Regions from separate parts of the Homo sapiens genome. Here region 1 is linked to region 2. A link is an interaction called in ENCODE POLR2A ChIA-PET data of the cell type or tissue named here. Cell type or tissue: OCI-LY7. All regions are shown on one strand. Links, peaks and the distances in the headings refer to the core of each region. The heading gives the core; the rest is flanking DNA.

Evidence for each region. Peaks named below come from ENCODE experiments on the same cell type or tissue, not always from the same donor. Only the 100,000 strongest peaks of a DNase experiment are listed, where the experiment ranks them.
Region 1: POLR2A ChIA-PET joins it to region 2 with 5 read pairs; 2 of 35 experiments call an interaction of 5 or more read pairs at or near these places.

What each region holds. Positions count from the first base shown.
Region 1 is chr15:42,358,983-42,365,091 of GRCh38, forward strand. CAPN3 (calpain 3) reads left to right here and starts at 519. Exons shown (of 24, transcript NM_000070.3): 1 at 519-1,132. The coding sequence starts at 824. RefSeq lists enhancers at 927-1,427, 4,474-5,440. In OCI-LY7, for the core only: no CTCF peak of the experiment used is centred there; a DNase peak (open chromatin) is centred at 2,949.
Region 2 is chr15:42,081,085-42,087,752 of GRCh38, forward strand. It overlaps PLA2G4D (phospholipase A2 group IVD), which reads right to left. Exons shown (of 20, transcript NM_178034.4): 2 at 6,544-6,616; 3 at 6,216-6,352; 4 at 5,129-5,260; 5 at 4,407-4,447; 6 at 4,012-4,054; 7 at 2,632-2,695; 8 at 2,114-2,250; 9 at 1,195-1,305; 10 at 713-750; 11 at 395-530; 12 at 1-49. Among named protein-coding and RNA genes, the nearest start is that of PLA2G4D, 10 kb to the right of the region's middle. RefSeq lists enhancers at 1-192, 193-740, 2,563-3,178, 3,123-4,322 and a silencer at 3,347-3,641. In OCI-LY7, for the core only: CTCF peaks have their summits at 3,499 (motif pointing left) and 3,702; a DNase peak (open chromatin) is centred at 3,487.

The sequences.
Region 1 (6,109 bases), core at 115-5,114, 280 kb after region 2:
TGTGCAGGTAGAGACAGGGATTTTCTCAAATGAGGACTCTGCTGAGTAGCATTTTCCATGCAGACATTTCCAATGAGCGCTGACCCAAGAACATTCTAAAAAAGATACCAAATCTAACATTGAATAATGTTCTGATATCCTAAAATTTTAGGACTAAAAATCATGTTCTCTAAAATTCACAGAATATTTTTGTAGAATTCAGTACCTCCCGTTCACCCTAACTAGCTTTTTTGCAATATTGTTTTCCATTCATTTGATGGCCAGTAGTTGGGTGGTCTGTATAACTGCCTACTCAATAACATGTCAGCAGTTCTCAGCTTCTTTCCAGTGTTCACCTTACTCAGATACTCCCTTTTCATTTTCTGGCAACACCAGCACTTCATGGCAACAGAAATGTCCCTAGCCAGGTTCTCTCTCTACCATGCAGTCTCTCTTGCTCTCATACTCACAGTGTTTCTTCACATCTATTTTTAGTTTTCCTGGCTCAAGCATCTTCAGGCCACTGAAACACAACCCTCACTCTCTTTCTCTCTCCCTCTGGCATGCATGCTGCTGGTAGGAGACCCCCAAGTCAACATTGCTTCAGAAATCCTTTAGCACTCATTTCTCAGGAGAACTTATGGCTTCAGAATCACAGCTCGGTTTTTAAGATGGACATAACCTGTACGACCTTCTGATGGGCTTTCAACTTTGAACTGGATGTGGACACTTTTCTCTCAGATGACAGAATTACTCCAACTTCCCCTTTGCAGTTGCTTCCTTTCCTTGAAGGTAGCTGTATCTTATTTTCTTTAAAAAGCTTTTTCTTCCAAAGCCACTTGCCATGCCGACCGTCATTAGCGCATCTGTGGCTCCAAGGACAGCGGCTGAGCCCCGGTCCCCAGGGCCAGTTCCTCACCCGGCCCAGAGCAAGGCCACTGAGGCTGGGGGTGGAAACCCAAGTGGCATCTATTCAGCCATCATCAGCCGCAATTTTCCTATTATCGGAGTGAAAGAGAAGACATTCGAGCAACTTCACAAGAAATGTCTAGAAAAGAAAGTTCTTTATGTGGACCCTGAGTTCCCACCGGATGAGACCTCTCTCTTTTATAGCCAGAAGTTCCCCATCCAGTTCGTCTGGAAGAGACCTCCGGTGAGTAGCTTCCTGCTTGCTGGCTGGGTTTTCCCCCCACGGAGGAGTCCTCTCACTCAGCACCTCCGGCAGCTCAGCTGTGCACATGGGCACTGGGGGAAGGATCCTGGCAGCAGCTCTGCTGGGCTCTGTCTTTAAGTGTGAAGCAGGGAGGAGAGGAACAGGTCTCAGATATTTCACCAAATCTCAGCAAAATCCAGAGGGAGAGCGCAGGAGGTGGGGCTGATTCTTATGCTCTGGCTCTTTCTCTCTGAAAAAAAAAAAAAAATCTTGCTTTTTATAAAAGTGGGTGGAACTCAGTTTAATTCATCCTGTAAAAATAAATATTCCTTTCTCAGAACAAATTCCAGACAGCCCAGATGTACCTGTTCGTTTTAAATATTATTCATCTTTGTAAGATTATTTCAGTTTCTCTGGCTAAAATCATGATGTTATTCTTCTTTAATTTACCAATGGCCATATCTTTCTGAAACACAGAAACCCTAGAAAGAGAAGAGTCATAGGCAAGGAATATTTTTTCATGCATAAAATGTTGGGGTTAAAGAGAGAGAGACCTAGCAATCGCTTTTGTCCACCTACCTCACCTCATAAGTGAGGAGTCAAGGCACACTAGAGTGAAATATATCTAGTGGGCACATGACAGAGCCCGGATTAAAACTTTCTGTTTTAGGAAACTCTCCCAGCCTCTGGGTTTCATTTACAGTGATCGCCAGGAGGGAAATCACATTCCCCTGGCTCACCTCTCTGATCATCCCTCCAGTGTGACTCTTGTTCTTAATTCGAGAAATATTTATTGAGCATCTACTAGTGCCAGCACTGGGCAAGCAACTGGGGGGACAGCAGTGAGTAAGAAAGACCAAAATTCCAGCTGTCTTGGAACCTAGGGTCCTGAAGGGAAGATGGGCATTGAACAAGAGTGACATTGTCAGGAGACGATGTTCTGGGTGCCACAGGATCATGTGGCAAGGAGAGCTAACCTGGTCCAGGGAGACAAACCCTCTCTGAGGAAATGATGACAAGCTGAGACCCAATACTATTGATTAGCCATGGTTTTCTTTAACCTAAGGTGGGCCAGGCATGGTGGCTCATGCCTATAAACCCAGCATTTTGGAAGGCCCAGGCTGGAGGATTGCTTGAGCCCAAGAGTTAGAGACCAGCCTGGGCAACAGGGTGAAAACCTATCTCTTTTGTACTAAAAATTCAAAAAATTATCCAGGCATGGTGGCACATGCCTGTGGTCCTAGCTACTCAGAGGCTGAGGTGGGAAGATCACTTGAACTCGGGGAGTTGAGGCAGCAGTGAGCCGAGATCATGCCACTGCACTCCAGGCTGGGTGACAGGAGTGAGACCCAGTCTCAAACAACAACAATAACAACAACAAACCTGAGGTGGAGTACTAGACAACCCTGTATATTCCATAGGGGCTCTTCTTGGTTCTATGGTAAGGCCCATAACTGTCCTGAAGGCCTTCAGTTTAGAAGATAACACTACTCTGCTATCAGAGTAGTTGGACATGTCACAACCCCCTGCTGAAATATCTTCAGTGACATCCCTCTCTCGGCCCCCACTGCCTTCAGGACAAGTCCAAACTCCTTAGCCAAGCCATAGGCCCTTCTCAGCTGGTCCCTGCCTACCTGTCCAGGCCCATGTCCATCCTCTTTCCCCAGATCCTGACACACCAGCAGTGCTTGGACATTTAGCTGCTCTGTAGTTCCAAGTCTTCTCACACCGGAGGCCTTTGCTCATGCTGTCTGTCTGCCTGACATGCCTTTTTTGTTCCTATCTGAACCTCTGCTCAGGTGTCACTTCCTTCAATCTTTCTCATGACTGATTTCCTCTCACTGAGAGCAGAAATCCTTCCTGTTCATCTTTGAGGCCCCCTCACCAAGCTCAGGCCAGTCCCATAGTGGGTACTCAGCTGATGCTGGTGAGTGAAAACCCACGCCCAAGGGCCTTGACCAGTGAGACAGGATAGGCCTGCGTTCCCAGGCAGGGAGTTCCTAAAAGCCCTTTCTTGGGCCAGACATGGAGGCTCATGCCTGTAATCCTAGCACTTTGGGAGGCAGAGGTGGGAGCATCAATTGAGCTCAGGAGTTGGAGACCAGCCTGGGCAACATAGTGAGACCCTATCTCTATAAAAAAAGTTTAAAAAAATAAAAGCTCTTTCTCAGAATGGGGAAAATTAAAACCTACAAATACTGTTTTCAGTGAAATCATTGGTGGACTTGAGTCTTCAAGCGAGACTTACAAATTAATAAAAATTCTTTAAGGGCCTGTTATGCTCTAGGTACTAGATTGGGCAGTGTCCATGTTTGAAATGAGGGGTGCAGAAGACTTGTCTGTTCTAAATTGTGCCCCCACCACCACCATCACCAACAACAAAGATCCTGGATTTTCCACTGTTTGAGTCACTAAAGGACCAGATAACAAAGGCCACTCTTGGATAAAATGCCCACATGTTCCCCTGGGGTTAAGATCACAGGAACACTGCCCATTGGGTTCACTAGCATAAATGAGAAATATAAAATTAGAGATGGTCAGAGTTGGAATGATTCTTGGAGAGGTGCTCCAGTGTCCTTGCTTTATAGGTGATTAAGGCCCAGAAAGGGCAAATGACTTATCTACAGCCACACAAGTTGACTTGGAACTGAAAAACTGAAATGACTCCAGAACTTTCTGACTGTAAAGCACTTCTTGGAGACATCAGTTCTCCATAAACTTCTTCAGATGTAGTGACCTTTGCCAGCCCTATGCAGTCTGAAAAGACTGTGTCCTATCAGGAGAAGCACCACACAGGTGAGTAAAGGCCTTCCTGCTTTTACTGTCTAAGGCACAGAACCTTTGGAAACCAATCTGAATTTTTTTTCGACCATCAAGTATTATTTATTATAATTACAGTGATAATGATAATAATGATAAAGGGAGAATTATTCCTGGCCAACTATAATTCTAGTTAAAATAGCATGCTGCACTTTCAGCCTTTCCCTCTTAAAAGAAAACAGGCTCTGGCCGACTGTTCCCAGCTCACCTGTAATCTCTTCTCTTACTCACCAGTGCTACCTCACAGACTTTCTTCCTCTACTCGGGAACATCATGCATTGAGTTTCCAGGGCAAACAATCTGGTTCCTCTAGACTTTCCTTATATGATCTATTTCTAGGATCAGAAAGCAAACAAATTATTCAACACTTCTCAACTGTTAAGGCAAGTTTTCTTGATGACAGATCCCAGGGCAGAATAGAATGGGTTCTAGAACAGGGCTTCTGGGATGCTGGTGCCCAATATACTAGGGATAGGTTGGGGATGGGAGGGCAGGTCGTGTTTCATTCCATGGGGTGGAAGGTTCAATTGCACCACACTCCTGGCCTGTCTCCTTCCCATGGTGGGTTTGTAAAGAGAACTTGACCTGTAAAGCCCAGTTCTTGGCTTCTGTCTTTCTCTGGGAAGCAAGCTGCCTGCAAGAAGCATGGCTTCTGCTCTCTGCCCTCCTTGCAGTAAGTTTTCTGGAGGCAAGTCCCCATGGGGAGTCATGCAGGAGTCCCTGGGCCACCTGGTAATGTGTGGTTAACAGTAAAGATAATCGCTAATCTTGAGTGAGAACTCACCACATGCCAGTAACTAAATGCTTTCCATATGTTAATTCATTTAATCTTCACAACAATCCTGTGAGGAAGTACCATTATTGTCCCACTTTACAAAGGAGGGAACTGAGTCTCAGAGGGATTAAATAACTCGCGCCAGATCTCCCAGTTAGTGAGGGTTGGAGCTGGGATTTAAACCCACACAATCTGGCTCTAGAGCCCCAAATCTATCTAATTCTGAGATTTAGATGTCAATATCCATTTTTATTAAACAATAAATGTGGGATTTTGGACTCCCACCTGCCCTGCACTTTTGTAGTATTCCTTTATTGGCTCAAAACTCATGCATGGAAGTAAGGTGTCATTTATTGGGCCTCCTCAAGACACAACAGGCATTGAGTGACACCCCAGGGGTTGCCCCTGAAAGCATCAGCCTCTATAAGTTGGAGATGGAATGGCACAGTGGCTAAGAGCCCAGGCTCTGAGGTCAGATAACCTAAGTTCAAGTCTGGGCCTGCTACCTAACACTTAGGTAATCTTGGTCACATACTTACCCTCATTTTGCCACAGGTTCTCCATGTGAAAAATGGAGAAAAACCATAATTGAAGAACCCATCTCTTAATTAATTGAGGATTAAATGAGTTAATGCAGGCTAAAGGCTTAAGACCAGCACATGGTTGAGTGCTCAGTAAACATAGACTACTCTTATTACTGCCTACAAGCAGCTATGCAGTCTCTTAAAAGTGGCAACATCATAAACATTTTTCCAGCTTAATTTGTGCCTATGACCAGTCAAGATATTAGCTACAGCAATGTGTTTGAGTACTTCATGCCTGGTCTAAATGCATCCATCCATCTCAGCATGAGGATGTGTGTGTGAATGCTCCCCTCATGGGCAGGGGACTGCTTGTCCTTTAGGGCAATTCTAGTTATCTACATCAAATATAAAATGTACATTTGGTTGTGAAAATCTGAGTGTATCATAGAGCCAGGAAGGAGACTACAAAAGAGGGATCACACTTGGCTGGGAAACTTGGCACCTTGCCCAGTGATTGGCTTTAAAGGCTCACTGAGACCAACTTGCTGAGCAAGGGCTTCGTTTTTCCCATCTGCATGTGCCTCAGTCATGCCAGGTGGAGAGTTCTTAAGCTTCTTCTCTCTCATCTCCTGCAATTCCCAAAGCAGGGGCAACCTAGATCCCTGCTTCTTTTGGAGGGATGAGAAGTGAAGGGCCAGTTGCAGGACCTTGTGATGAAAAGGTATCTGGTCCTCTCCTCACCCTTGGTAACATGGGATCCCAGAATTGCTCCACAGGGCCCTGCCCTGCACCATCAGCTCAGCTGGCCAGGGCTTCCAGCAGTGGACCCTGACAACAATGAGGTTCCTGGGCTCCTCC
Region 2 (6,668 bases), core at 936-5,935:
TCATGGCCCGGGCACCTCCTCCTGTGGCCATGATGCCCACAACGGGTACCTGGACCACACACAGACAGGCTGGATTAACAAGGAAAGGGGCCAGCTGCCTCCTGTCTCACCCAGGGCCCTGCCCCGCTCCTTGTCTCCAGGGAAGGGACCGCATAGTTGGGTCCTGATAGAGTCAGGGTTAGAGCTGGGTCCAGCCCTCCTCTGGAAGCAATGGCTCTCAGCTCAGGATGGAGCTCCCAAGGGAGTTAGAACCACAAAGCCCACTCACGCTCCCATGTCTCCACACACATGCCCACTCTCCACTGACTGGAGTTTCTGGAGAGGCATAGGAATCAGGTACTCCCTTATGGCCCGTCCAGGATATCTGCACACACATCCCTCTGCACCCCCAGACCTCATCCTCCTGCAGGTCTCTGTCCAGCTGCAGGGCCTGCTTCAGGGCCTTGGCCACCACCTGCTTCCTCCTGCTCAGGAAGGCCTGCTCCTCTGCACAGAGATTGAAGCCCAGGTGCACGGCCAGCTCCTCAGGGCTGTGGCAATGGAGGATCCAGGGGTCAGGGGACACCTGCATAGCTCAGCCACTGGCTGGCCAAGCCCACAATGAGCTGCCAAAGAAGCCCTCTCCTCCAATCTCAAGGACCACCTTTGTCCATAGCCCTCCCCTCCTGCATGCCCGCCTCTCACTGTCCCCACAGATGTGAATGTCCCTTACCAGCCCTCTGCCTTGAGCTGCAGCCTCACTCCTGGGGCCTGAAATCAAAGCCAGAGACTCTGCTCAGACCCTCCTAGACCCTAAGCGGCACATGGGTATCCCTGGGGACTTGGTCCCCTTCATCTTCATTCTTTTTTTTTTTTTTTTTTTTTGAGACAGAGTTTCACTCTTGTTGCTCAGGCTGGAGTGCAATGGTGCGATCTTGGCTCAATGCAACCTCCGCCTCCTGGGTTCAGGTGATTCTCCTGCCTCAGCCTCCTGAGTAGCTGGGATTACAGGTGTGCGCCACCACACCCGGCTAATTTTTGCATTTTTAGTAGAGATGGGGTTTTGCCATGTTGGCCAGGCTGTTCTCAAACTCCTGACTTCAGGTGATCCGCCTGCCTTGGCCTCCCAAAGTGCTGGGATTACAGGCTTGAGCCACAGAGCCCAGCCTTATCTTCATTCTTACTGGCATTTCCCATCCAGTTGAGGCCACTTACATTTGGAGCAGGAACATCCATAGTCACCTCCTTCCCAATGGTCAAGGGCCTCAGGGGCACAGTGAGGTACCCAGCTGAGTTGTCCCCATTCCAGCCATTGCTTCTGGAGCTCTGAAGGGAAAGCATCATTCATTCATTCATTCATTCATTCAACAAATCCCTACTAAGTATCTAGACTACAATCCAGACAGACACATTCTCCCTGATAATACAGAATATTATAATATTGATAAGTATCATAATTATAATTATAAAATTATAAGAGCTAATATTTATGTAGTACGAAGGCATTGTTCTCACGGAATAGCATGTATAAATTTATAAAGACATGGGTAATGAACTGATGTTAGTAAGTGTTGTGAAGGAAATAAGTGGTGTGATATGACAGTTTCTAATGCAACCAAAGGTGGAGTGCGTGGGGTTTATTTGAGGTGGGGGTCAAGGAGGACCCTCTGAAGAGCCACCATTTGAGCTAAGATGTTGAGGAGGAGGAGGAGGAGGCAGCCTTGGAGGAAGCCAGCTGGGGACAGGAGAGCACTTGGCATATTGGAAATGAGAGAGGAGACAAGGATGGCTGAGGCATCGTGCATGGGGGGAGTGTGGAACAAAATGAGGCGGCAGAGGTGGACGGGTGCCAGGCTGTGCAGGGCCATGTGGGCACAGATGTCATGTCTTATTCTAAGGGTATCACTGGAGGGGCCGCTGGAGGATTCAGAGACTGATATGGTGCAGCAGCCCCATGCCCGCTCTGGCCACTGGTGGTCCTCTGTGTCTGCCAAGAGTGAGGTGCCTAACTAGGGGAGGCTGACAAGGCCACAGGGGCCTTGGCCCTGGTGGGCAGGGAAGGCAGGGAGGGGCCCGCTGCAGCTGGAGCTGCCCAAGCCTAGGATTGCAAACGAGGTCTAGAGCCAAGACCCACCCTCAGGCGCCCGCTCAGCTCTGTCTCTAGGGCTGCCATGTAGTGGAAGCGGAAGGCAGAGGCTGTGCCCAGGAAGGATGTCTGTGTGTCCTCATAGGACCCCTTCAGCACCAGCTCCAGCTCCAGCTTGTCCTGATCTAGGGAGAGAGTAGGCGGGTTAGCATGAGAACAAGAGCCCGGAACCCCAGCTCGGACCTGGGACAGCAGCACCACCACCTGGATTCAGAGGATGCCTGGGAGGCTGGGCCATCGTCAACAGCATTCTGAAAAGGGCCCTTCCCAGCCCAAGGGGCCCCACAACCCCCCATCCCGGACTCCTGCCTTCTGCAACATGCTCTCCCCCAGGTCAGGGGACCCTCCTGCCCAGCGGAGATGCGTGGCCCTCTGTGCCATGTGGGTGAGAAGAGAGAGGCAAGCTCTACCCTGCTGCTGGCCTCCTGCCCTGCGCAGGCTTCCCAGCAATCCTCCTCACCCCCACATCCAGGCAGAGTCCAGGCCTGGTTCTAAGCTGGTCTCACCTGCAACCACAGCGGTGCTCCCTGTGCTGTCCAGATGCACATCCAGGCATGACAGCTCTCGGGCCTGGGGAAGACCACATCATGGGCAGGGGCCTCTGCAGGGTAAGCTGAGGTCCCCTTAACCTCAACCCTCTGAGACCCACTGTCCCAAATCCACCACACACACAAGGAGTTGTGTGGGCTCAGGATGGGATTGGCTGCAGAGGCCCTTCATCCCATTGCCGATCCTCTGCCGCGGCTGAACCTGATATTCCGCAGCAGCCAGGAGGGCCCTGGCTCCACACCTCCCCTCCAGCTCCCCTGGCTTTGCCAAACTCCCGAAACCTCCTAGAGCGCCCAGCCCTCAGACACAGCTGTTTCTTCTCTTGTTTCCCTGTGGCTTGGAGCTGGAGGAGGTATTCTACCACAACTCCAAATAATCTAAGCAAGCCGCCCATCCATAGGAGGGTAGACGGGGCGTCGGACAAACCCTCAGAACGTCTCCTGGCTGTCCTCTGTGGCCTAACTGGGGGACAATGACAAGGCCAGGCCCCCGTGGCCTTGCCAAGGGAGCCTCTGCATGCTGTCTGTGAAGCATACCAGCAGATGCCCGCCACCCACGCTCCACACAATCACTGAATTTGCCCACCTGCTGTGTGTCTCCATCACCTCCTAAGAGGCAGTGCCATCGGCTTGACTTTATTTTCATGTGTATTTTTAAAAGTAATACCCGTCCATCAAACAGCCCCTAGGAGCTTAAATGCTGGGCTCTAGGTGCCTTCGCCCGTGACCCTGGACCCGCCTGCTCCCAGGTCTGTGCTGCTGGTCTGGGTCACTGTGATAATCGAGCGCGTCGCCCGCTCGCCACCTTGCGGCCATTTCTGTCCACTGCAGCTTCGTGAGCCCGTGGTCAGGAGCGCTGACCAGGACTCTCCCCAGTCCCAAGGAGGAGCTAGCTGCCTGAGCCTCTGATCCTCCTAGGTTGGCAGTACACCGCCCTGGGAACTCCCTCTGAGCCTCGGTGACCTCAACGTGAACAACCGGAAGGTGGGCCTGGCCTACCTGATTTCTTCACCGCTTCCCAGGGAAGCACTCAGTCAATCCCTAGAACTATGAGTTCACCGCAGGTGACTAAACACCTTCCGGAAGCACCCCGAACAGCCGTGGGCCAGAACCTCCTCTCAGCAGAGCCCTGCCTCCCCTCTCTCTATGCGCCCCTTAGCTCCAGGCCCCTCCAAGACCCACAGCCACAGGTGACCACCTGGCTGGAAGGCTAGGGGTGGTTTTACCACGAAGCCCTGCCCCTTCCTTGTCCCTGCTGGTCCACACCCCAGGCAGCTGCCCTCCCTCCCCAAGCGTCTGCTCTGGGGCCCCTCCCCTAAGCCTGGGGAAGGTGCTTACCACAATGACTTTGTTGGTGATGAGGTTTTCTGGGCGATCTGACCTGGAAAAATCAAACCATGCAAAGGCAAACGCTTCCTGCATTGACCTCCCGCTCCCGCCCATGTGGGGTCTCCCTGGGTGATGCTGAGGGCTCTGTAAGTCCTGGATTCGGTTCAGGGACAAGGGGAGATGCTTTGCAGGAGGAGAGGGGAGGGGAGAGAGCAGAGAGAGAAAACATCGGCCTTCCTCTCTGTGTTTCCCTAAGAGAAGCCCCGCCCCACTCCCGACCTCTCTGGCAGGGGTAGGAGATGAGGGACAGTCAGGCTGGACTGACCACAGGGAGATCTGGGTCAGGGCCATTTCCTCAGAGCCTGAGTCCTGAGACACTCCCTGGGCTGTGTGACATTACTCACGTTTCTTCCATCAGGAACTCCACATCCAGCTCCTCCTCTCCCTGAAATCAGAGAGCATGAGCAAGTCATCAGCACATACCTGTGTCTTCAGAGTTGACACAGTTCTTTTACAGGTGTCATCTCATCCTCTCAAGCGGTCTCCAAGGGAGGCACGTTAGTACAATTATTTCCAATTTATGGATGAGGAAACTGAGGTATGGGGCCAGATGGGCTACCTGCCCACATTGCCCACAGCTAGTAAGTCTGCAGAGAACAGGTCTCCCTCCCTTGGAGGTCCCACAACTCTGGGCAAGACTGAAGGGGAAGACAAGGAGCACAGCCAAAGGAGGCATGATGTGCAGGACCCATATCTTTTTCTTGAGGAGGGCCCAGACCCCCGAACTCTGCCGTCCCCACCCCCAGGCTGCAGCAGGAAGGGACGTGAGGCCTTCACAAAGCAGGCCTTGGCACCACCAGCAGGAGTGATGGATGCTGAGCTGTGTTTTGAGGGGTGGCCTTCCTGCCACAGGTGGCTAAAATTCCTCCACTGGGTGATTCAGCCTGTAACTGTAAAGTGAAGCCTTTTCCTTGCTTATTAAAATGCAAATCTAAAAAGGGGTTTAGATTTTTCTGTGAATGAGTTCACCCCAGCAGCCTCCCAACAGGTGGGAGAAATAGCTACTTCCTCAGCTTGGAGTTGGAAGAAGTGGGGCCCACGGGGACTTCCCCACCCACCCACCCACCTGGGGACTCTGGGAGAAGGTTTTCCGGAGCAGCTTGCCAGGGAGGACTTCTGAGATGTCATAGAGAACCTTGAAGCAGATGTCATCCTCCGTGACTGAGTCCTCATCATAGATGCTAAGCTCCAGAACATTCTAGGAACCAGGAACAGCGACTTAGCATTTTACCTGCTCATAGTGAGAGTAGCTCACCTCTGTTGAGCCCTTACTTGATGTCTAGAGTCAGAGAAGATCATTATGCCACCACACGTCTGCGCTTCAAAATAAAAAAAAAAACTGTAAAACTTAAATATAAGGAAATCTTATTAAATTTCAAATTTCCTCCTTCTAATTTTTGTTTTTATCAAACATAAAATTCTGAGCTGGGCATGGTGGCTCATGCCTGTTATCCAGCACTTTGGGAGGCTGAGGTGGGTGGGTCACCTGATGTCGAGAGTTCGAGACCAGCCTGGCCAACATGGTGAAACCCCATCTCTACTAAAAATACAACAAATTATCTGGACATGGTGGTGGGTGCCTGTAATCCCAGCTACTCGGGAGGCTGAGGCAGGCGAATCGCTTGAACCTGGGAGGCGGAGGTTGCAGTGAGCCCAGTTCGCGCCATTCAACTCCAACCTGGGCAATAAGAGCAAGACTCTGTCTCAAAAACAAAACAAAACACATAAAAGTCTGTCAAATAATTCCCTCTTCCTCTCTCCCTGTCTGTGTGTCTCTCTCTCCCTGGCTTTTCTGGCTCCCTGAGGTGCACCCTAAGGTATGTGCTGGTGATCTTTCACGGTCTTCCACGCATTATCTCATCTCACCCCACAGTGACCTGATCAGGAGGGGGCTCTTACTGTCTCTGTTTCATAGCTGGGCTTCGAGAGGAACCCAGCTTGTGGGAGTCAGTCCCACAGCCAGTTGGTGAAAGGACCATGTTCATTCTTTCATACATTCCCTTGCACACAGCACAGACAGGCCAGGGCACAGAGACCCCCTACTGCTGAGAGTTTCTCTGACAGCCCCAGAGGAAGCATGCTCTACCCCAGGAACCCTTGCATGGGGGTCCAGCCCGTTCACAAGGGAGTGGCCAGGAGTCCCGGGCCTTCACCTTGACCTGACTTTGGATAAGGAAACGGAAGGCCTCATTCCACACAGGATGACTGGTGTCGGTGAGCGTCTTGGTCTTAAACTTCATTCCAGGTGCGGTCGACAGCTGTAGGATCACGTAAGGGTCGGCCTCACTCACTGCCAAGGTTAAGGAAGTCTTCGTGAGGGAGTACTCCCCACACCCCTCTCCATGAGCCATGCCAGTTTCCTACCAAGACCCTGGCGGTCACCGCAGGTGACCCAGCCCAGCCCCAGGGCACTCGTCTTGGCCCTTCCTATGGGATCTGGTCCTCCCTGCTCCCGACAGAGCGCACAGGGCGGTTACTCACACAGGTCAGCCCAGCGCAGGTTCCGCGCCTCCAGGACCCTCACTGTGAGCTGCCAGCAGGTAGAGGCCTCCCCCTGAAGAGAAAATCAAACTCCAGAGTCCTTCCTGCATTCCCTCCCTTATGCC